Regions from separate parts of the Homo sapiens genome. Here region 1 is linked to region 2. A link is a loop called in an ENCODE intact Hi-C map of the cell type or tissue named here. Cell type or tissue: natural killer cell. All regions are shown on one strand. Each heading gives the region's core, and the rest is flanking DNA. Links, peaks and the distances in the headings are about the cores only.

What was found. Peaks named below come from ENCODE experiments on the same cell type or tissue, not always from the same donor. Only the 100,000 strongest peaks of a DNase experiment are listed, where the experiment ranks them.
Region 1: it touches region 2 in a loop (3-fold over the local background); 3 of 110 quality-filtered maps call a loop at or near these places.

Annotation. Positions count from the first base shown.
Region 1 is chr9:96,017,250-96,027,320 of GRCh38, reverse strand. ERCC6L2 (ERCC excision repair 6 like 2) reads right to left here. Exons shown (of 19, transcript NM_020207.7): 19 at 8,874-10,071. LINC00092 (long intergenic non-protein coding RNA 92) reads left to right here and starts at 5,510. Exons shown (of 2, transcript NR_024129.2): 1 at 5,510-5,736; 2 at 6,040-7,589. LOC105376159 (a long non-coding RNA gene) reads left to right here. Exons shown (of 2, transcript NR_188619.1): 2 at 1,327-4,061. RefSeq lists enhancers at 535-1,058, 1,057-1,116, 4,088-4,588, 6,021-6,070 and a silencer at 6,281-6,330. In natural killer cell, for the core only: no CTCF peak of the experiment used is centred there; DNase peaks (open chromatin) are centred at 4,430, 5,451 and 6,130; H3K4me3 peaks cover 2,275 bases; H3K27ac peaks cover 4,071 bases.
Region 2 is chr9:96,145,293-96,155,700 of GRCh38, reverse strand. It overlaps the pseudogene EIF4BP3. Among named protein-coding and RNA genes, the nearest start is that of HSD17B3-AS1, 96 kb to the left of the region's middle. In natural killer cell, for the core only: no CTCF peak of the experiment used is centred there; DNase peaks (open chromatin) are centred at 5,310 and 5,980; H3K27me3 peaks cover 2,419 bases.

The DNA.
Region 1 (10,071 bases), core at 2,072-10,071, 130 kb after region 2:
CCTGTCCTGCCGGTCACTCCGTCTCCCACCTGCTTTGCCGGGAACTAGAGCACACACCACACAGGAGGCGGGAGGGGGGCGCAAGAGGTGGGTGTTGGAGGCGGGGGTGTGGTGTGGCTGTGGTGTGATGTGTGGTGTGTGGTGTGTGTGTGTGTGGTGTGGTGCATGTGGGGTGTGTGTAGTGTGTTGTGTGTGGTGTGTGTGGTGTGTGTAGTGTGTGGGGTGGTGGGTATGTGTGTGGGGTATGTGGTGTGTGTGGTGTGTGTAGTGTGTGGGGTGGTGGGTATGTGTGTGGGGTATGTGGTGTGTGTAGTGTGTGTGTGTAGTGTGGTGTGTGTGTGGTGTGTTTGTGCGGTGTGGTGTGTTTGGTGTAGTGTGTTGTATGTGTGGGGTGTGTGCGTGTGGTGTGTTTGGTGTAGTGTGTGTTGTGGTATGTGTGGTGTGTGGGGTCTGTGTGGTGTGTTTGTGTGGTGTGGGGCGTGTTTGGTGCGTGTGGTGAGTTTGGTGTGTGTTGTGGTATGTGTGTGGGGTGTGTGTGGTGTTTGTGTGTGGTGTGTTTGTAGTGTGTGTGGGCTGTGTGTGTGGTGTGGTGTGTTTGGTGTGTGGGGTGTGTGTGGCGTTTGTGTGTAGTGTGGTGTGTGTGGTGTGCTGTGTGTGGTGTGTTTGTGTGTGGTGTGTTTGTGTGTGTGGTGTGTATAGTGTGGTGTGTGTAGTGTGTTTGTGTGTGTGGTGCGGTGTGTATGCGGTGGGCGTGTGCAGAAACAACAAGCCCCTGCTCCGCATGGGGTGTGGAGCAGATGCTGCGGAAGCCGCCTGGCCTGTGGGCGTTGGCAGTGGGGACCAGCTGACCCAGAGACTCCGCGCTTCCCCGCGCTTCCCCCACCCCCGCCCCACTGCGGCGCTCCGGGGCTCACTGAGTTCCGAATCCACCTCCTGGGATCCGCGCCCTGGCTACCAGGCCCTGAGCCTTCTGCGGGCCAGCGAGCTCCCGCCAGGTTCTGCCAACAGGGGGCCCCAGAGGGCGGCGTGGTGGCCGCAGATCGCAGGACAGGAGCCTGTTCCCGTCAGCAGAGCCCCAATAACCCCCCGGACTCCCAACGGTGGCGCGGTCATGCCCAGTTTTCTAGCTTGCTTCATGCACTCCCAGGACCTGCCTGCCCACATCCCGCCCGGGCCGGCTGGTCCATCTCGGAGATTTGAGTCCAGCTCTCTGGGAGGCCCCAGGGCCAGGCAAGTGCAGAGGTCCGGTTCCACTCCCCAGGGCCCCTTCTCCAGCTTCCAGGACCTCGGTTCTCAGAACCCTCATGACTTCTCTTTGCTCTTTAGAGACCTTCACTGCTTCTATCAGTCACCATATCTGAATCTTGGCTTGCCACTCAATCCTCCAATATCGACCAACAACAGGAGATTCTCTCTATCTGAGGGGGGAGGTGTGTTTCCCTGACTAGACTCTAAATACAAATCCTCCACTTCTCCATCTGTCTCTCCAGTGATCTCAGAGGCATGGTCTTAACACCGCGCACAGTTCCTTGCAAGTTGAAGAGTAGACCCAAATGATCAGTTCTAAAATTCTATTCTTATTGAAGATTACTGGTGGAAATATCAATGCAAACAAAATGAAAAAGTTCAACAATGATTAATACTGCATTTCAACAGAAGAATCAAATCATCTTGACAAAACTTCAATGGGCAAAATTTGCCTTGGGGAATTTTATGCAGGGGAATCCTTGGGTCTGATGTGTGGTGGGCTTTGGATGTGTTGTGTAGCTCAGTGTCCCTTCCTGCTACTCCTAGTCATCTCCAGAAACTCAGACCACCCATCTACTAAAGGCAGGTGGATGAGCAAGGGGGCCTCGGAGGCATTCCGGATCACACTGAACCTGAGCCCCACCGCCTGACCCACTCAGTGTCACTGTTAACAGAAACTCGCTGCCATCTGGCCTCAGGCCTGCCTCCTTCCTATAGAACTTGACACTGGAAGCACCAGGCGAGCTGGACCTTCTGCTGCTACTGCACTCCCATGATGCAGCCTGAGAATGAAGCCCACCAGAGTGACAGAGAGCAGACCTGAGTGGTGAGCTGGTGACACAGGGTGTGGGTGGTGTCCCTTGAGCTTCGACACCACGCCACACCTGAAACCAGCCTGACATCCATGATTTTGCTTTTTTGCTTAAACCAGTCTGCGTCATTTTCAACAAAAGAGTTCTACTAGATATGACAAATTTCTCTAGAAGACCTAAGAAGTGAAAGACTTGAAGCTATTCCAGTGGTTCAGGAACTAGGACACTGGTAGGAAACTGGAAAGAAGGCATCAGAGTTAAGGAAATATTTATGAGGTCAACTCTGGAAGTCTTGGTTACTGAGTGAATACAGTGGCTGAGAGGAATGGAAGCATCCAACCAAATAAAAAAAGATGGTGCTGAGATTTGGGTTATGAGGTCAATGACTGAAGCAATGCGATTAACTGAGTTAGGAGTCTCAAATATAGGATGAGTGCAGAGTTGAGGATGAAGAATTCTGCTTTGGACACAATGAGTGTGAGGTGCCCAAGGATAACCCAACGGGAAGCAGTCACACCAAAGCAACAGGGTGTGCACCTGAAACTCAGAAGGGTGATTGGGCTATGGTGAAGATTCCTGATCACCCATAAATGAATTCATTAAAAGCATGAGAGTGAGTGGAGGGGCCCCTAGAATATGGTGGGTGCATGAGACTAACCCTAGATTGGGGATAGCTCCCTGGGAAATCCAAGGGACAAGGTGAGGAGGAGGAGGCGGAGCCCACCAAGGAAACTAGAAAGAGACCGCTGGAGAGGTCCGAGGACAGCAAGGAGCACAGCCTTCAAGTCTGGGAGCCAACTATCCAAGAAGAGAGTGGTTTGCTATGGATGCCGTGGGCCACCACGTCCCATCTAGGAAAGCAAGTTGAGGTCTCTCTTGAATACATTGGGATTGATTACCCAGACTTTAAAGAATCTATGTCCCCTACTTCCCTTCATTCACTCTGCTCTTTACCTTCTCCTCTTCCCTGGTCACCAGCACCTCTGCTAAAGGGTGGAGAAAGGAACTTCTGATCAGTTACAGAAAAGCTTTGGGGTTACGTGGTGCAAGCTGCTCTGCCTCTGTTTGTGAAGAAATTAGACTATGGCCAGCCATGTGAGTGGCATCACTTTGGTTTCTGGAGCAATAGTTAGTAGCAACTTTTAGAGGTGGTCATTTCGGTTCCCTTCTGGAAAGTGATTCGTGTTTAAGAAAAATAGATGCAACGTTGCTAAGTACACCTAACATTTAAACAGTCTCCAGCAGATAAATGCTGATACTGACACTTCTCACCAGAAAAAGAGAAATACCCATCATGAGGAAGAGAAATGACTTTTGTTCAGTTATGCTCCCGGGTCCCCTTTCACTGGAGGGATATCTCAGCTTTCTGAGCCCCTGGTTACTGCAATCCTCGGTTCCAGAACCCAGCAATTCCTATCATCACAATTGTTTCAAGTCTTATCCAAGCCCTGTATATTTCAGATCATCCTTAATTTCTTGTTCTGTACCCAGAGGAGATCAGGAAAACCTTTAAGTCTCTATGTGAGGCAAATACATCCTCCTCACTGCCCCAGCCCCATGTGATTGATGAAGCAACTGAGGAAGAGAAGTAGGGTGCTTCTGGCACTGGAGGAGCGCAGTGCTGAGAAACTCCGGGCTCCATTCGGAAATAGCACTGATTTCTTAGTGTACTTTTTTTTGGTGTTAATATAGAAAACATCAAAAACACAGTTAAAAGAATGAAGCATGTCTACATACGTGTGGCCAGAAAGACTGACCAGAAGCTGGTAGCAGTGAGGGATGACAGTGCTTGCCCCTGGGTTGAATAGTGGAAGAGTTAGGGGGGAAACAGTCTGCTCTTTGAGACCCTTTCAATTTCATGTGATGGATTTACAGAGACAGATGAATTAAACATTATATAAAAAAGGAATAAAACCACTGGTAGGATCTGTATTCCAGGAAGAAAAAAGCATATTACATAATAGGTCAATGCACAGAAATAAAAAAAGGAATTTAACTAGAGCCTATGCTAATCATAAATCCCTTCCCTGTTCCAGAGTCCTGTTGTCTCTGGGGTCTTGGCCTGTCTTATCTAGGCCATGGAGTGGTGGGGGTGGGATGCTGCTAGTTCCTAGGCAGGAAATAGTGGCCAGTTACCCTTGTGGTGTCATTTCTGGGTCCTGGAAAGGAGACCACTGCTGACCCCTGACTCACCAACCAACAATTATTGATGGAAATCCCACCGGCCTCCCCGGACAAAGGCAGCCCAGACCTGGACTCATTCACATGTAAAGGAAGTGGCCAGAAGTGGCTGCTGTTGGCAGGGGTGAGGGACGGGAGAGCGCGCTAAGTGGCCTGTGTCTGTGGGGGAGGGAGAGGGTGGAGCAGCACAAGCCGGCCTGAGGTTAGGAGCCTGCGGTATCTCCAGGAAAGCAGAGGCGGCTGTGGGGGGCGCCGGGGCTGAAGAGCCAAGTGTGGAGACTGCTCCATCTTGCCCATCTCCAGAAACTCAGACCACCCATCCATTAAAGGCAGGTGGATGAGCAAGGGGGCCTCGCAGGCATTCCAGATCACACTGAACCTGTGCCCCACTGCCTGACCCATTCAGCATCCCTATTAACAGACACTCGCTGCCGTCTGGCCCGGACCCGGCTGGCGCTGCGGGTCCTTCCACCCCAGTTAGGAAGGGTCATGGCTCCCGCGGAAGCCCCTGCCAGGGTGAATAAACTCGGCGTGGGGCTGACGGGCTCTGAATTACTCCGTTGCTTACAAGCCGAGTGCCCCTCTGTGCCTCAGTTTCTCCCTCTATAAAACAATACGAATACCGGCCCAGAAGCGTTGTTGGGCAGATTAAACGAGAAAATCCACTGGAAGTGTTTAACAAACGACACACAATACGGGCTTCATACCTGCCAGCCGATGTCCCCTGCAGCCTTTATTCCCTACCCAATTCCCCTTAGCCTGCTATGTGGAGATACAGGAGGCTTGCACCCGCCGCGGTCCCGGTGTATTTTAACGGGCTCCCGGGGAAGCGGTGTGGAAAATGGATTAGGGAGGGAGGAGGCCAGAGCCTCGGAACCCGGGGAGAGGTCTGCAGGCATCCAGTTGGGAGCTGGAAGGGCGGGACAGGGCCCTTGGCAGGGGGATCCAGGAAATATTTTGGAGAAATTCTCTCTAGGACTTGGTAACAGGTTGAGAGCGGCCACTTGGCCGGGGGCGCCGGCTTCGGAGGCGGGAGGGAGGTGGAGGAAGGGAAGGCAGCTGCAGGGCCGACCTGCGGGGTGGGCGTGAGGCCGGGGGATTGGGGCCGCAGGGGTTCGGCCTGGAGGAGCGGCGTGGGGGCGCCGGGGCCCTGATTCCATCCTGGGCGGGTCGGCCCCGCAGCCGCTGCGCTCGGAACCCCCTAGGCGCCCCGCAGTACCCGGCGTCCTTCCTGCCTCCTCCTCGCCCCTGTCCTCCGTCCGAGCCCCAGTCCCGCCGACCCTGCCGGCGCCTCCGCCCTCCCGCCCTCCCGCCCTCGGTTTCCCACGACCTCGGCGCGACGCGCGCGGGATCCAGTGGAGACTGCTTTCCCATAGGCCGCCATCCAGGGCGGGGAAGGGAGCGGACCCTCCCGGCTCCAGGTGCCTGGGCCCCCGGCGGCCTGCGGAGGCCTCGCCCCACGCCACCCGCCCACTGGCCTCGTCTTCGCGCGGGGGTGAGAGCAAAGGAGGCACTCGGCCCATCGCCAGCCCGGGTCCCCTTCCTGCCCGTCGCTATCCGAGAATTTGCCCCGTGTCCCCCAGGCCGCGGGGGTCCGGAGAACCGAGGGGCGGACCCCGCAGAGGGCTGCGCCGCCCTCCCTTCTCTCCCCGCGGGAAGCAGCCCCCAGGACCGCCCCTCGCTCCCTGCCCGGGAGGGACTGGGCTTCCCCGAGGTGTGCGGCTCCTGGAGAACTCGCTTTCCCGTTTCCAGCCGGCCAAGCCATCAGTTAATCGCTTGCTTTCTCTTTTCTTTACAGAGAAAAGCAGCCTGATTCGGAGGAACGGGTTGCTTGGGGCGGCTCCCAGCTCGAGTTGTGGGCCCCGCCGCGGGTGCCCTTCGGAAACGCGCTGACACCAGGCGAAGCCGCCTCTGCCCGGACGCAGCCCGACACTTGGCCCGCGGGGTTCCCCGGGACGCCTGAGAGTAATGGGCGCGAGGGGGAAAGCCGAACGGCCTCCCTGTGCCCGGCGCAGGCGGTGCCCCCTAGCTGGGTTCGCCGCGGCGGCGCTGCGAGCCCCCGACACTGAGGACTTTTGGTCCAACAGTCCGACGGGGCCCGGTGCGCCGTTCCCTCCGCCCTCTCCCCGCTCCCCGGCCCGCGCGTCTTGGAGGGTGGGTGAATTGTCGGAAGCACTCTACGCCTGGCCAACCCAAACCAGGAACCTCCGCACCAAACAGCCCACGTTGCTGCTGCTCTGGGGTTTTAACGGCCAAGGGAGACTGGAGAAGGGGTGTTCTGCCTTCCCATTCTCTTAGGCCCGTCCACTCCCCATCCCCACAGTTTGGAAGTGGCCTTTTCTGAGGACTCCAGCGCAAAGCATGTTTCTCCTTTTGAGCTGCGGAAGCCTTGCTTGTTCCCGCCATTGGGAGGGCATTCCATCATCTGCAGCTGCCTTCCTCGGTGGGCCTTGTCCCTTAGCGTCCACCTAGGGGACATTCTAAGCTTCTTGAGACCTGCTTGTCCACCCCAACATGTCTCAGCATATGGCTGTGCCCTAAGGGGTCTTTGAGGGCATTTTAGGAGGTGAGCGGCGCCCCTACCTGGGCTCCGCGGGGCCGATTCGGTTTGCCCTTTGCTGGCATGTCAGTGAATTAACTGCTGTCCTTGGGATGACCTGCCCTATGATTTGGCCTCTGGAGCATCCCGGGTGTGTATTTCAGAACTCCTCCCATCTTATCCACCTGCTGAAGGCCTGGCCCCCTGATATGGTTTGGCTCTGTTTCCCCACCCAAATCTCACCTTGAATTTTAATAATCCCCACGTGTCATGGGCGGGACCAGGTGGAGGTAATTGAATCATGGAGGTGGTTTCCTGAACGCTGCTCTCGTGACAGTGAGTTCACAAGATTTTTTTTTTTAACGGAGTATCACTCTGTCACTCAGGCTGGAGTGCAGTGGCGCGATCTTGGTTCACTGCAACCTCTGCCTCCCGGGTTCAAGAGATTCTCCTGCCTCAGCCTCCCGAGTAGCTGGGATTACAGGTGCGCGCCATCACGCCCGGCTAATGTGTATTTTTAGTAGAGAAAGGGTTTCACCATGTTGGTTAGGCTGGTCTGGAACTCCTGACCTTGTGATCTGCCTGCCTCGGCCTCCCAAAGTGCTGGGATTACACGCGTGAGCCACTGTGCCCAGCCGATCTGATGCTTTTATAAAGGGCTTTCCCCGTCCCCCTTCCTCTCTCTCACCACCCTGTGAGAAAGGTGCCTTTCTTCCCCCTTCACGTGAACTGCCTCCATGATTGTAAGCTTCCTGAGGCCTCCCCAGCTATAAGGAACTGTGAGCCAATTAAACTGCTTTATAAATTAACCCAGGTATTTCTCGGGTATTTCTTCATAGCAGCGTGAGAATGGACTGATACACCCCCAATGTGGAGTAGGGGAAGCTGAGGGAGTTAGGAGGTCCCAGCAAGGTGAAGGTGTGATGGGGTCTTGGGACAGTGAGAGTGCTGCCTCAGGCAACAGTGGGCAGGTCATTGAGGCTCCATTGAGCTTGGTGAGCAGGAAGCTGAGAGAGGGAGCTGTCGATTCAGGAGTCAGGGGTGACATGGAAGGAACCTAGGGCTTTGCCAGGCACAGGTGAAGGAAGGCCACTTAGGTACTGGCAGTGGGAAGAGAGGGCAGGGAGTGGTGGACGGAGAGGAAGAGAAAGCTGAACACTGGAGCACAATGCGGGTGCTGGGAGGCAAGCAGAGGGGGCTGGGGGCTTCTCATATGGTGCATCCTGGCATTTATATTTTGAAAAATAATTGTTTTGTTCCCATTAGTGCTTTTATAATAGTTTTAGGAAAGAAGAGAAAATATGAATTAGCTATTATGAGGCTTCTTTTGAAGTTTCTTTCAGTTCAGAAACATATCCCACTTTACAAAAAAATTAAGAAAATTCAAAGTTAAAAAATGTAGGGAGGCCAATAATTTTAGTTGCCAGACATTTTAGTCTGACAAGACAACTCATTGGAGTTTCCTTAGAGACGTATTAGAAATTCAGAGCTGCACACGCATTTTTCCCCCTGCCAGATAAACTGAAACAACATAAAGTGAGTTTTAGTTATTTCTTTCAACGAGACTGCGAGGCCTATTTAGCTAACGAAAAAGATATCTGTAGAAAGAAGCATTCTTGATTCTTATCTACAAGACAGAGCAGCAAAAAACCAAGAATGTCAGATGAGTATTATCTCTGTCCATGGCAGAAAGGTATCATGTTGGTATAATTAAGATTGGTCTTAATGGAAACTTAGGCAATAAATATAAACATCATAGTTTAACCTGCAGCAAAGCAAATAAAATACATGAAATATAATAGAAAAACAATGCAGGCAAAGGCAGGCAGATTGCTTGAGTCCAGAAGTTCGAGACCAGACCTGGGCAACATGGCGAAACCCTGTCTCTAAAAAAAAAAAAAAAAATGCAAAAATTAGCCGGGCAGGGTGGTGCACATCTGTGGTCCCAGCTACTTGGGAGGCTGAGGTGGGAAGATCCCTTGATCCTGGGAGGTCGAGGCTGCAGTGAGCTATGATTGCGCCATTGCACTCCAACCTAGGTGACAGAGTGAGACTCTGTCTTACAAAAAAAGAAAAACAATGCTATGTGTGAATTTTTTTCCAATCTTTTAATAAGGAAAATGTTTTTTTCAAAATAATGGCTTATATGGAGTGTCAACATAAAAACAATATAATTTCAAATTGATAAGTAAAATATAGTCAGCAATCTCACATACATCAAAATTTGGTATATAACACACATTCTGGAGAGGTGTTGCTTTTGGTCTTACTTTTTTTCCATTTTTAAAATTGTAAAACACATACAAAATTTAGCATTTTAATGACTTTTAAGTGTACACTTCAGTGTCATTAAATTCACATTGCTGTGCAACCATCACGACCATCCATCTTCAGGCCACTTTGCATCCTGTGTAACAGAAACTCTACACCCATTAATAACTCCCCTTTCTCCCCTCCCTCCAGCGTCTAGCAACCACCATTCTACTTTGTCTCTATGAATCTGACTAATCTAGGTACTTTATATAAGTGGAATCATACAGTATTTGTCCTTCTGTGTCTGATTTATTTCACTTTGCATACCGTCCTCAAGATTCATCTATGTTGTAGCACGTGTCCGAATTTCCTTTCAAGGCTGAATAATATTCCTGTGTGTGTAATATTTTGCTTATTCATCGATAGGTACTTGGAATGCTTTCTTCGTGTTGTAGCCATTGTGAATAATGCCACTATGAACACAGATGTTCAAATATGCGTGGACATTTTTATAGGAATGTAACAACAACAAAAAGCACACAGTGGGCTCCATCATGAGCTCAGCTGCATACAGAGATGGGGGGCGCTGGAAGTCGTGGTGGGGCAACTGAAGCACCTCTCTGGAAATACTGTGTCCCAGGGGGACAGAAGGTCAGGCAGGTGGGTCCTGCCCAGGGACAAACCTGACAATCACTGGCACATCAGAATTCCTGTGAAACTGCAAAAACAAAAAGGGTGCCTGTGCTGAGCCCTAGACCCCCTGATTCAGTCTCTTGATGAGGACCCTGGACATGTGCATGCTTAAAAGCCTCTCCGGAGGTTCTGACTTGCTACCCTTGGGGCTGGGAACCACACAGCCTGGGACTTGGGAAGGAAGGGCGAATCTGTCTTTCCTCCTAGGGGCAGAGAGTAACTATCAGATGCACTGTTTTCCTAGAGAAACCCTGCAAGACCCTGAGGCAAAATAGCTCTCCTGGGGTGGCCCTTTAGCCAAGCAAAAGTGAGATGTTCTTCCCTCCTGCAACAAATACCAAGTGG
Region 2 (10,408 bases), core at 1,348-9,347:
GCACAACTATAGCTCACTCCAGCCCTGGACTCTTGGGCTCAAGGATCCTCCTGCCTCAGCCTCCAGAGTAGCTAGGACTACAGGCATGTACCACCATGCCTGGCTAATTTTTTATTCTTAAATTTTTGTAAAGATGGGGCCTCTCTATGTTCCCCAGGTTTGTCTTGAACTTCTGGGCTCTCAAGGAATCCTCCTGCCTTGCTTGGCCCCCTAAAGTGCTGTGATCTTAGGGGTGAGCCATTGAGCCTGTCCATAACTTGCACTTGAATGAGGTTTCAGAATTTTCTTTTTCTTAGCCGGGCGCGGTGGCTCAAGCCTGTAATCCCAGCACTTTGGGAGGCCGAGGCGGTCGGATCACGAGGTCAGGAGATTGAGACCATCCTGGCTAACACGGTGAAACCCCGTCACTACTAAAAATACAAAAAAAAATTAGCCAGGCACGGTGGCAGGCGCCTGTAGTCCCAGCTATTCGGGAGGCTGAGGCAGGAGAATGGCGTGAACCCGGGAGGCGGAGCTTGCAGTGAGCCGAGATCGTGCCACTGCACTCTAGCCTGGGTGACAGAGCGAGACTCCGTCTCAAAAAAAAAATTTTTTTCTTTTGCTTTTCTTTCTTTCTTTCTTTCTTTCTTTCTTTCTTTCTTTCTTTCTTTCTTTCTTTTTTTTTTTGAGACGGAGTCTCCCTCTGTCGCCAGGCTGGAGTACAGTGGCGTGATCTCGGCTCACTGCTACCTCAGACACCTGGGTTTGAGCGATGTTCCTGCCTCAGCCTCCTGAGTAGCTGGGACTACAGGTGTGTGCCACCACACCCAGCTAATTTTTGTATTTTTTAGTAGAGGCATGGTTTCACCATGTTGGCCAGGATGGTCTCGATTTCTTGACCTCGTGATCCACCTGCCTCGGCCTCCCAAAGTGCTGTGATCGCAGGTGTGACCCACTGCGCGCAGCCGAGGTTTCATAATTTTCATGGGCCCGGACACATCTATTCTAGGTCATCCTCACAAGAATAACTGTCCTGGAATGTTAAGGACATTTTCTGAGGTCATCTGATTAAAAGTGCCTTTTCTGGCATTAGAATGCAGGTCATCAGGTGTGGAGTGTCCTTTTCCTCTCTATCTAACCTAAGAAATTAGTATATAAAGTTAATCTCTGTCTTGTTGTATTACTCACTGGAGATTGGACAAGGCCTGCTCACTTTCTTATCCCTGGAAGATGGGAATTCTCGTGTAGAGCTGGTGAGGCAGGCTGTCCTTCAGTCTGTAGACCAGAGCTTTTCAATGACAGTGACTCGAATTGCAAGGTTCTGGTGCATGCCAAAGATCCCCACAGAAGGATCGACATCACAGGGACACTAACCCAAGGGGCCGAGTCTGTTCTGGAGTCAGGAAGAGTCCCACCGGGCAAGAAGAAATGGTTTCACGCTTTCAAACGTTTTCAAGTGGGAACAGGAACATATAGCTTGGGCCAGGCTCTGCCACGACACGTGGCTGTGGCACCTCCCTTGGTGGTGGCTGGGAACCTTGGTAAGGGAGACACGGCAAAGCTAAAGCCAAAGGAGAGCCTGAGAACCAGCAGCTTGAGTGTTTGCCTTGGAAATGCGCTGTGAGGGCCGGGCGCAGTGGCTCACGCCTGTAATCCCAGCCCTTTGGGAGGCCAAGGCGGTGGATCACGAGGTCAGGAGATCGAGACCCTCCTGGCTAACACGGTGAAACCCGTCTCTACTAAAAAAAATACAAAAAATTAGCTGGGCATGGTGGCGGGCACCTGTAGTCCCAGCTACTCGGGAGGCTGGGGCAGGAGAATGGCATGAACCCAGGAGGCGGAGCTTGCAGTGAGCCGAAATCGCGCCACTGCACGCCAGCCTGGGTGACAGAGCGAGACCCTGTCACAAAAAAAAAAAAAAAAAAATGTGCTGTGATTCCTCGGACTAAGAATTCGAATTCCTCCTTTATTCCCTGACCACCCCACCTGTTCTTCTCTGCCCTACAACAGTGGGGAGGAGGGGGGAAAATCAGGTGTTCTGTGACAGTTATAAAAATAATTAATTAGGCCGGGTGCGGTGGCTCAGGCCTGTAATCTCAGCACTTTGGGAGGCCGAGGCAGGTGGATCATGAGGTCAGGAGTTCAAGACCAGCCTGGCAAAGACGGTGAAACCCCTTCTCTACTAAAAATACAAAAAGTAACAGGGTGCGGTGGTAGGCGCCTGTAATCCCAGCTACTTGGGAGGCTGAGGCAGGAGAATCACTTGAACCCAGGGGGTGGAGGTTGCAGTGAGTCAAGATGGTGCCACTGCACTCCAGCCTGGGAGACAGAGTGAGACTCCGTCTCAAAAAAAAAAAAATTAATTAGTTTCAGCAGCTGTTTTGGAACCCAGGTTGGAGAGAAGCATGGGCTTTTCATTATGGCCAAGGTAGGTGAAAGGCCACAGGAATAGCCAGGCACTGAGCCTCGATATGAGCACACCACGTGGCATGGGAAATAAGAGAGTGGAAGTTTAGCATCAGGCAGAGCGGGATGTGGATTCCAGTGCTGCCACTCTCTAGCCTTGGACCTCGGGCCTGTGCGGCACAGAGTTGTTGCCTACCCGGCAAGACTGTGTCAAAGAACAAATGGAGAAGCATGGTATCCATGACCCCCAGCGGCAGCTCTGTGAGTGTCACAGATCAGTCACATCAGGGGTATGGTCACAGCTTGCAAATTTGACTCTCCATAGTGGGCAAGGGAAGAGCTAGGGAAGAGACAAAGTCAAAAACGTGGGCAGTTCCCACGTGTTTACCTGTCCCGTTCAATCAAGGCAACTTGAAAGTCTCTGTGTTTATTCATCTTGCACTCAACAAACTTGTATGTGGGGACTGAGCAGCTGCTGTTCCCCAAAGAATCTTGGTTCCCACCCCCTCATAGTGTGAGGGTCTCACCATTCCAGGTGTGCTTCTAAACTTCAAAGCTCCTGAGAATCTCAGTTCCCTCCCACTCATAGTGTGAGAGTCTCACCATGCCAAGTGTTATTCTAAACTTTAAAGCCCCTGAGAATCTCAATTCCCACCCCTCATAGTGTGAGAGTTTCACCATGCCAAGTGTGATTCTAAAGTTTTGTTTGTTTTGTTTTGTTTTTGAGACAGAGTCTTGCTCTGTCACCAGGCTGGAGTGCAATGACACCATCTTGGCTCACTGCAACCTCCGCCTCCAGGTTCAAGCGAGTAGCTGGGACTATAGGCGCAAGCCACCACGCCTGGCTAATTTTTCGTATTTTAGTAGAGACGGAGTTTCACCATGTTGGCCAGGATGGTCTCGATCTCCTGATCTCGTGATTTGCCTGCCTCGGCCTCCCAAAATGCTGGGATTACAGGCATGAGCCACCGCGCCCGGCGGTGTGGCTCTAAACTTTAAAGCTCCTGAGAATCTCAGTTCCCATCCCTTATAGTGTGAGGGTCTCACCGTGCCAAGTGTCACTCTAAACTTTAAAGTTCGGTATGGTTCATACCTCGTGCCTCTTACCTGCAGCCCAATTACTTCACCAGGGGCTCAACTGAAGAATTAGTGATGAATGGTCATTATGACCCTGTGCAATTTTTGTTATTTATTCACAAACCAAAGAAATGCAAAATGATAAAAAGAAGATACAGTGTTTCCCTATGACATTGGCAGAGACCTTTGAAAAAATACCCAGGGTCTGACAAGAGTGTGGGGAAAAACATTAATTCATTGCTGATTATATAACTAGGATTTTCTGGAAGACACAATAATAGGTATAAAAAACCACAAAAACGTTCAGACCTTTTGATGCCATAATTCTACCACTTAAAACATTTTTCAAGGGGATTATTAAATAGGGTTGCTTTCTAATTAAGAAAGCTCATTGCAAGATACTGTATAAGACCAAAGATTGCAAACAACTTAAATGCTCAGCAATATAGGATTGGCTGATGGAATCATTTGTTCAGCAAATACCACTGAGCACCCTACTGGAGTGCCTGCTGTGCTCTGACCATGCTTTGGGAATAAATATTCTTCTCAGACGTGTGCTCAAAATACACAGTGTGACCCAATGTCGAATGTACAAGTGTGTAAACTGATATTTGACCAAAGACAAATATTGCCAGCTTAGAACTTCTGGGTTTCATGGATACATCTGAAATTTCATTTAAGAATTTTTTTGTTTTGTTTTGTTTTGTTTTTTTAGACAGAGTGTTGCCCTGTTGCCTAGGCTGGAGTGCAGTGGCATGATCTTGGCTCACTGCAGCCCCCGCCTCCCTGGTTCAAGCGAGTCTCCTGCCTCAGCCTCAAGAGTAGCTGGGATTACAGGCGTGCACCACCATGTCCAGCTAATTTTTGTATTTTAGTAGAAATGGGATTTCACCATGTTGGCCAGCCTGGTCTCGAACTCCTGACCTAGTGATCCACCCTGGGCCTCCCAAAGGGTAGGGATTACAGCCTTGAGCCACTGCACCTGGCCTTATTTAAGAATTTAAATCATGTTTCAGTTTTCATTTAAGAACTTTAGTAGTTAAAATTGTATCTGATTTTTTGTTTTTAAATTGATGCATAAGACATGCATATTTTAGGGATACAAGTGGTAATTTTATATATTTGTGTAATTCATACAGATCGAATCAGTGTACTTGGAATATCCATGCCTTAAATATGTATTTTTCCTTGATGCCAGAAACATTTGAATTAGTCTCTTCTAGCTATATGGAAATGTATCTAGATTATTGTGGACTGTAGTCACCCTACTGATCTATCAAACAGCAGGTCTTATTTCCTCTATCAGACCAGAGGTTTGTACCCAGCAGTGACATTTTAAAGCTTAATATTTATAGTGTGATAACAGTGACCTCTCAGCACCGTCACCGGGCAGGGTGCTCCTGTGGTCACTGTTTTCAGATCTGCAGTGGAAACAAAAGTCCATTTCCAAGAAACCAGTGGGGCCGTACAATATGCTTTGGTAGCTAGCTTAGTCAGCACCAGATTCCGCAGAAGATGCTGGTGCCTGAAGCAGATCAATGGGACGGGTGCCACGGTGGGTTACCGTGTAAGAAGTAAATGTAGCATGTGAGTCAGCTTTCCTTCCTTTAAGCCAGTGGTTCTAGGGGTGATTCTGCCCCCCCAGGTGACATTAGGCAATGTCTGGAAATTGGGGGAGTGTTGGGACCAACATCTACTGGGTTGAGGTCAAGGGTGCTGCTAGCTTTTTATGATGCACAGGACACTCAGCCCCTTACAACAAAGAACCACCTAGTCCAAAATGTCAATAGTGCCAACCACAGTAGAGAAACGCTGCTCTAAACATAGACACAGTAGTCTCCCTAGCTGTGGTTTTGCTTTCAGCCGTTTCAGTTACCCACAGTCAACTGTGGTCTGAAAATCGGTGAGTACAGTACAATAAGATACTTTGGGAGAGAGAGAGAGACCACATTTACATAACTTTTATTACAGATACTTTTATCATTGTTCTATTTTATTATTAGGTATTGTTGTTAATCTCTTAGTGTCTTAGCCTTAATTCATAAGTTAAGCTTTTTCATAGGTATTTATGTACAAGGAAAAATGTAGTACAGTTGTTCGTCTGTATACCTGAGTTCTCACCCCTTGAACACTGTATTCTTGGTCCTGGTTTCGTTAAAAGAGTCTAGGTATTACTGCAAGGGTCTGGTGAGGGCTAGACAAACATCCCTGCAGAAGGATCGGTATCACAGGGACACTAACCCAAGAGGCCAAGTCTGTCCTGGCGTCAGGAAGGGTCCCACTGGGGAGAAACAAATGGTTTCACACTTCAAACGTTTTCAAGTGGGAACGTGAACCACCCGTGCTGTCTGACAACCTGTGTTGTATATGTAGGGTCCATACTATCTGCAGTTTCAGGCATCCATAGGGGGTCTTGGATTGTTCCCGCAGATAACGGGGGACTATTGCAATTGCTAACATCAAGTGTTCTCCTTTCCCTACCACCTGGACTTGAAGATGGGGTTGCAGGAAATGCAGCAGCCCCGGAAACAGAAGCTGCGTGCTCTGCTCGAGGAGCCTTCTGGACGCTTCAGCAGCAGTCTTCAGATTGCTGCCTTTCCTCAGTCATCTTCATTTCCAATAATTTGCATGCATTTGAGGGAAAAATTGTCCTCAAGTGTTGGATCTAAAAATTAACAGTGGAGCACTGGAATAGGCTTTTAAGCTAACACTGTGTCTCTAAATGTCCATGCTCCTCAGCGCTCCTTGCAAGCAAGTTAATCCCAGCACCTTTCCGGCTAGGAAAATAGGAGGGTCTAAAGCAGGCTGAAGAAGAAAATAAGTGCTTGCCTCCCAAAGTCCATGGAGTAGGTCACTTCTTCAGCACATTCCAGCAAATGAGCTGCGTTCTCTGCAAGCAATCTTATGCCAAATTGGCATTGCTTCCCACATGGTACAATTTTAAGACTTTTTTTGTTCTTCAAGCAGCCTTTGAACACGGAATAGCTACTGTTCCAGTTTATTGGAACATTTTGTAAAATTACATGATAAGCCGGTTCCAAAATCTTTTCTATGTCATGTAGTTTATCTTTGGATAAAAAAGAATGATGAAAGCAGCCCACTTGCTGGAGATTACAGGCAGCAATTCTGTGCCATTATTGCTTTCTCAACACACAGCTGAAGAGTGTGAACAAATCATAGGACGCTTGTGATTCCCAAGTCACTTGTAGCCATCACCATGTTTGTTCCATTGCTGGAGACAATTGCCCAACACTTTACTTGATGGACTTTTCATTTCATAAATATTTCTCCAATAAGATTCCTTTTACTGGGAAGAACCAAAGCCTCTTGGCAGCAAAATAAAGATGAGCGCACTCAGCCTCACCATTAATCCACCAGGCTGTCAAACTGATGGAAAGAATACAAAAGCAGCACATTTAATAACACCATTAAACTTTGTGCATGCAGCAGCATGTCATGCAGGAAGAAAGCATTTCGATAACATGGTTTCTGGAAAGAACTTTGTACCTGATCACTTGAGTAAATTACAAAAGTTCTTTGTCTTCATCCACTGAATACAGTTGTCAGTGGGTAACATTTTGAGAAGCTTTTTGTTCAAACATTTGGTTTCCACAGAACTGAAATGTGTTTTGAAAGAATTCATGTGAATTCTATTGTTTTGAATTTGGCTAGTGAAAATGTACATTGTGGGTGCCACGTTTTTCCTGAGTACCTCTTCATCCTTTTATACCCTTTGTTATAACTGGATCAATCATAATTTTCCAGGTATCTGTTGCGATTATTTTGGACTTATTTTCCTCCTTATGAAATTTTGAGGTGACAAAGATGATATGCTGCTTGCCATTTATAGATAAGAATATCTAAATCAGGGGTGTCCAATCTTTTGTCTTCCTTGGGCCACATTGGAAGGAGAATTGTCTTGGGCCACATATAAAATACTCTAACACTAATGATAGCTGATGAGCTTAAAAAATCGTAAACAAATCTCATAATGTTTTAAGAAAGTTTACGAATTTGTGTTGCACCACTTTCAAAGCCGTCCTGGGCCACATGCAACCTGCTGGCTGTGGGTTGGAAAAGCTTGATCTAAGCAGAATATTTTCTTGAAAGACTAATGGCCTATGTGAAATTAAGGAACTGAAAATTAAATGTAGATCTTAAAGTTTGTTTAAGTTAATATTATCAATGCACCCATTCAAATAATTCATCAAATATTAGAATTATAGTATAATCTAGTGATTATTTTCCTCCGTATTACTGAAATTTTTTTTTTTTCAGGAGATGGTGAATTTTATTTTGTCTTGTCTGGATAGAGGTTTTGATTTGCTCTCGAATGTTCCAGGGTGGAGAGAAACTAGGAGAAAAGCACAGGATGTAGAGGTCTATTCGGCATAATCTTCTCCCTCATTTTCATCTTCACCATCAACAGAGAGAGCAGCATACTTGCTTGCAGAACTGAACTTGGAAGCTGGATTTTCCTCAGGTTTCTTTGGCTCAGGTGCAGATCTGGAGTCTTGATCCTTTTTGCCATCTTTCCTATCTGACTCCTTCCAGTGGTCTTTGTTCCCTCCATCTCCTGGACCACGGCTAGAGTTCCCAGTTTGGCCTTTTGGGACATTCATCCCATCTACTTTGTTTTCATCTTTCCTTGCTGGTCCTTCCTCAGATGGTTGAGCTGGAGCTACTTTTCCCTCACCACTTGTAGGGGATTGCTGCTCTGTGTCTGAGCTCTGAGATCGAGCAGGAGGGTTAGAACTTCGCTTCACCCAAGCATTCTCCTTTGGTGGAGGGGCTGGCATTACCTTTAGGGGCTGATCAGGTTTGGGAGGTTTAGAAGTTGGAGAGTGGCAATCTTCCTCCTTATTGAGTGTTTCATTTTCTAGAGACTTCTCATTCTCTCTCCTTCGTGCATCCTGGGCTGACTTACTTCTGCCAGATGTGGTGGAGGTCCCAGTCTGTGATGACTCACTTCCTGTCCTCGACCGTTCCCGTTCCTGAGTTTCTTCACTTCGCCAGCTTGGGTGTCTCTCCGGAGGCCGTCGTTCTAGTTTTGGCTCATCCAGCTGATGCTGCAACTTCTCTTGTTCCTTCTGTAGCCGTTCTTCTACTTCTCTTTCTCTAGCAGCTGTGTCAACGGGCTTTGCCCCTCCAAAGATAGAAGCAGCTCGAGTGGACTGGGAGGTACTAGCAGAGGAATCATCTTCCTTAGGAGTACTCCGAGGGTTTAGATTCAGTTTGGGTCTTTGGGGGGGACCTCTACCATCACGCCTATAATCATCCAGAGAGTAATCATCTCTGGAGCTCCAAGACCGATCATCCCGTCTGTCATATCGGTCTTCATAGTGGTCCCCGCCTCCTCTGAGACATCATCCCTGCGATACCCACTGCCAAATGCTCTTCTGCCACTGCCTATCCGGGAATCATAGCCTCTATCATAGTCTCTGCTGCCTCGGTCATCATAGCGATCCCGGCCACCATATGGATCCATATCCCGGCGTTGGCCATCCCGATACCCATCCCGATACCCATCCCGATACCGGTCTGAATCATAACGATCTCGATACTTGTCTCCAAAGCTATCATCACCTCTTCTAGGTGGGTAGTCATCAAAGCTGTCTGTAGCAGGACGAGCCCTCCAGTCTGTACCTGTTTTGTCAGAATCCCGATTTCTATCACGGCCAAAAGAACAATCATCCCTGTCTTTATCCTGTGCTTGATCAGCAACGTCCACTCGAATTCTCCTGTTACCTAGAGACTCTTCCTTGAGACTCAGGGCACTAAGCAGGGAATCCAGGTCCTCAAATTCAGCATAACCAAAACCTTTCAACCTCACTGGATTGCTGGGTTCACATGGTAAACGCACTGCACTGATATTTAATCCTCGAAAGAATTCCTTAATTGACTCTTCTGTAACATCATAGGGTAGGTTTCCTAGAAAAGCAGTGTAGGGTGGCGATTTGGGAAGATGGCTCCGGTCGATATTGGGTTCCCGAGCAGCCCGTGGAGCAGTGGGAAGGATGGAACGGTCAATTGGAGACGCCCTATACACATCGTCATCGTTACTGTGCCAAGTTGTCGAAACATCTCCTTCCAGGTCATCCGTTTCATCAGCTCAGCTGACTGGTTTGGAAACATAGGTCCTTCCTCCACCAGTACCCCCATCCTCAGCCAGAAAGTCTGTTAGGGAGATAGTCTTCCCCTTCTTCTTCTTCTTTTTTGCTGAGGCCGCCGTGTTGGGAGAGGGAAAGAGAACGCAAAAAGCCCGAAATTTTTATAAATGATTATTGGCATTAAAAGGAAACAGAGTTCTTTCTAAAGTTACTTAGCTAACACTCTTTCTTAATATTTGTATTAGTGACGTATTTCCCTACTTAATGATTGGAAAGTTGTTAATAATTTTTATGTGAGATGAATGGTTTTCACAAACTATATTTATTTCTGCATGTAACTACTCTTATTGGTAATAATTTATTTATTTATCAACTGGCTGAAGAATTTAATATTAAAACACACAAGGAGGCTGGGTGTGGTGGCTCATGCCTAAAAGCCCAGCACTCGGGAGGCTGAGGCAGGAGGATCATTTGAGTCCAGGAGTTCAAGATCAGCCTGGGCAACATAGTGAGACCCCATCTCCACAAAAATAAAAAATTAACCACACCTGTAGTCCCAGCTGCTTGGGAGGCTGAGGTGCGAGGATGGCTTGAGCCCAGAAGTTGAGGCTGCAGTGAGCTGTGATCATGCCACTGCACTCCAGCCTGGGTGACAGTGTGAGACCCTGTCTCAAAAAAAGCAAAAACAAAACAAAACAAAACAAACAAAACACAAAAGGAGATTTATTCAATGTTCTATTCAGAATGCTTACCTGGACCTGAAAGTGAATAATCAGGTATTAATTATCAAGTTAAATGACAGGTCTTGCCTTGTTCATACCACTGTTGTGACACTG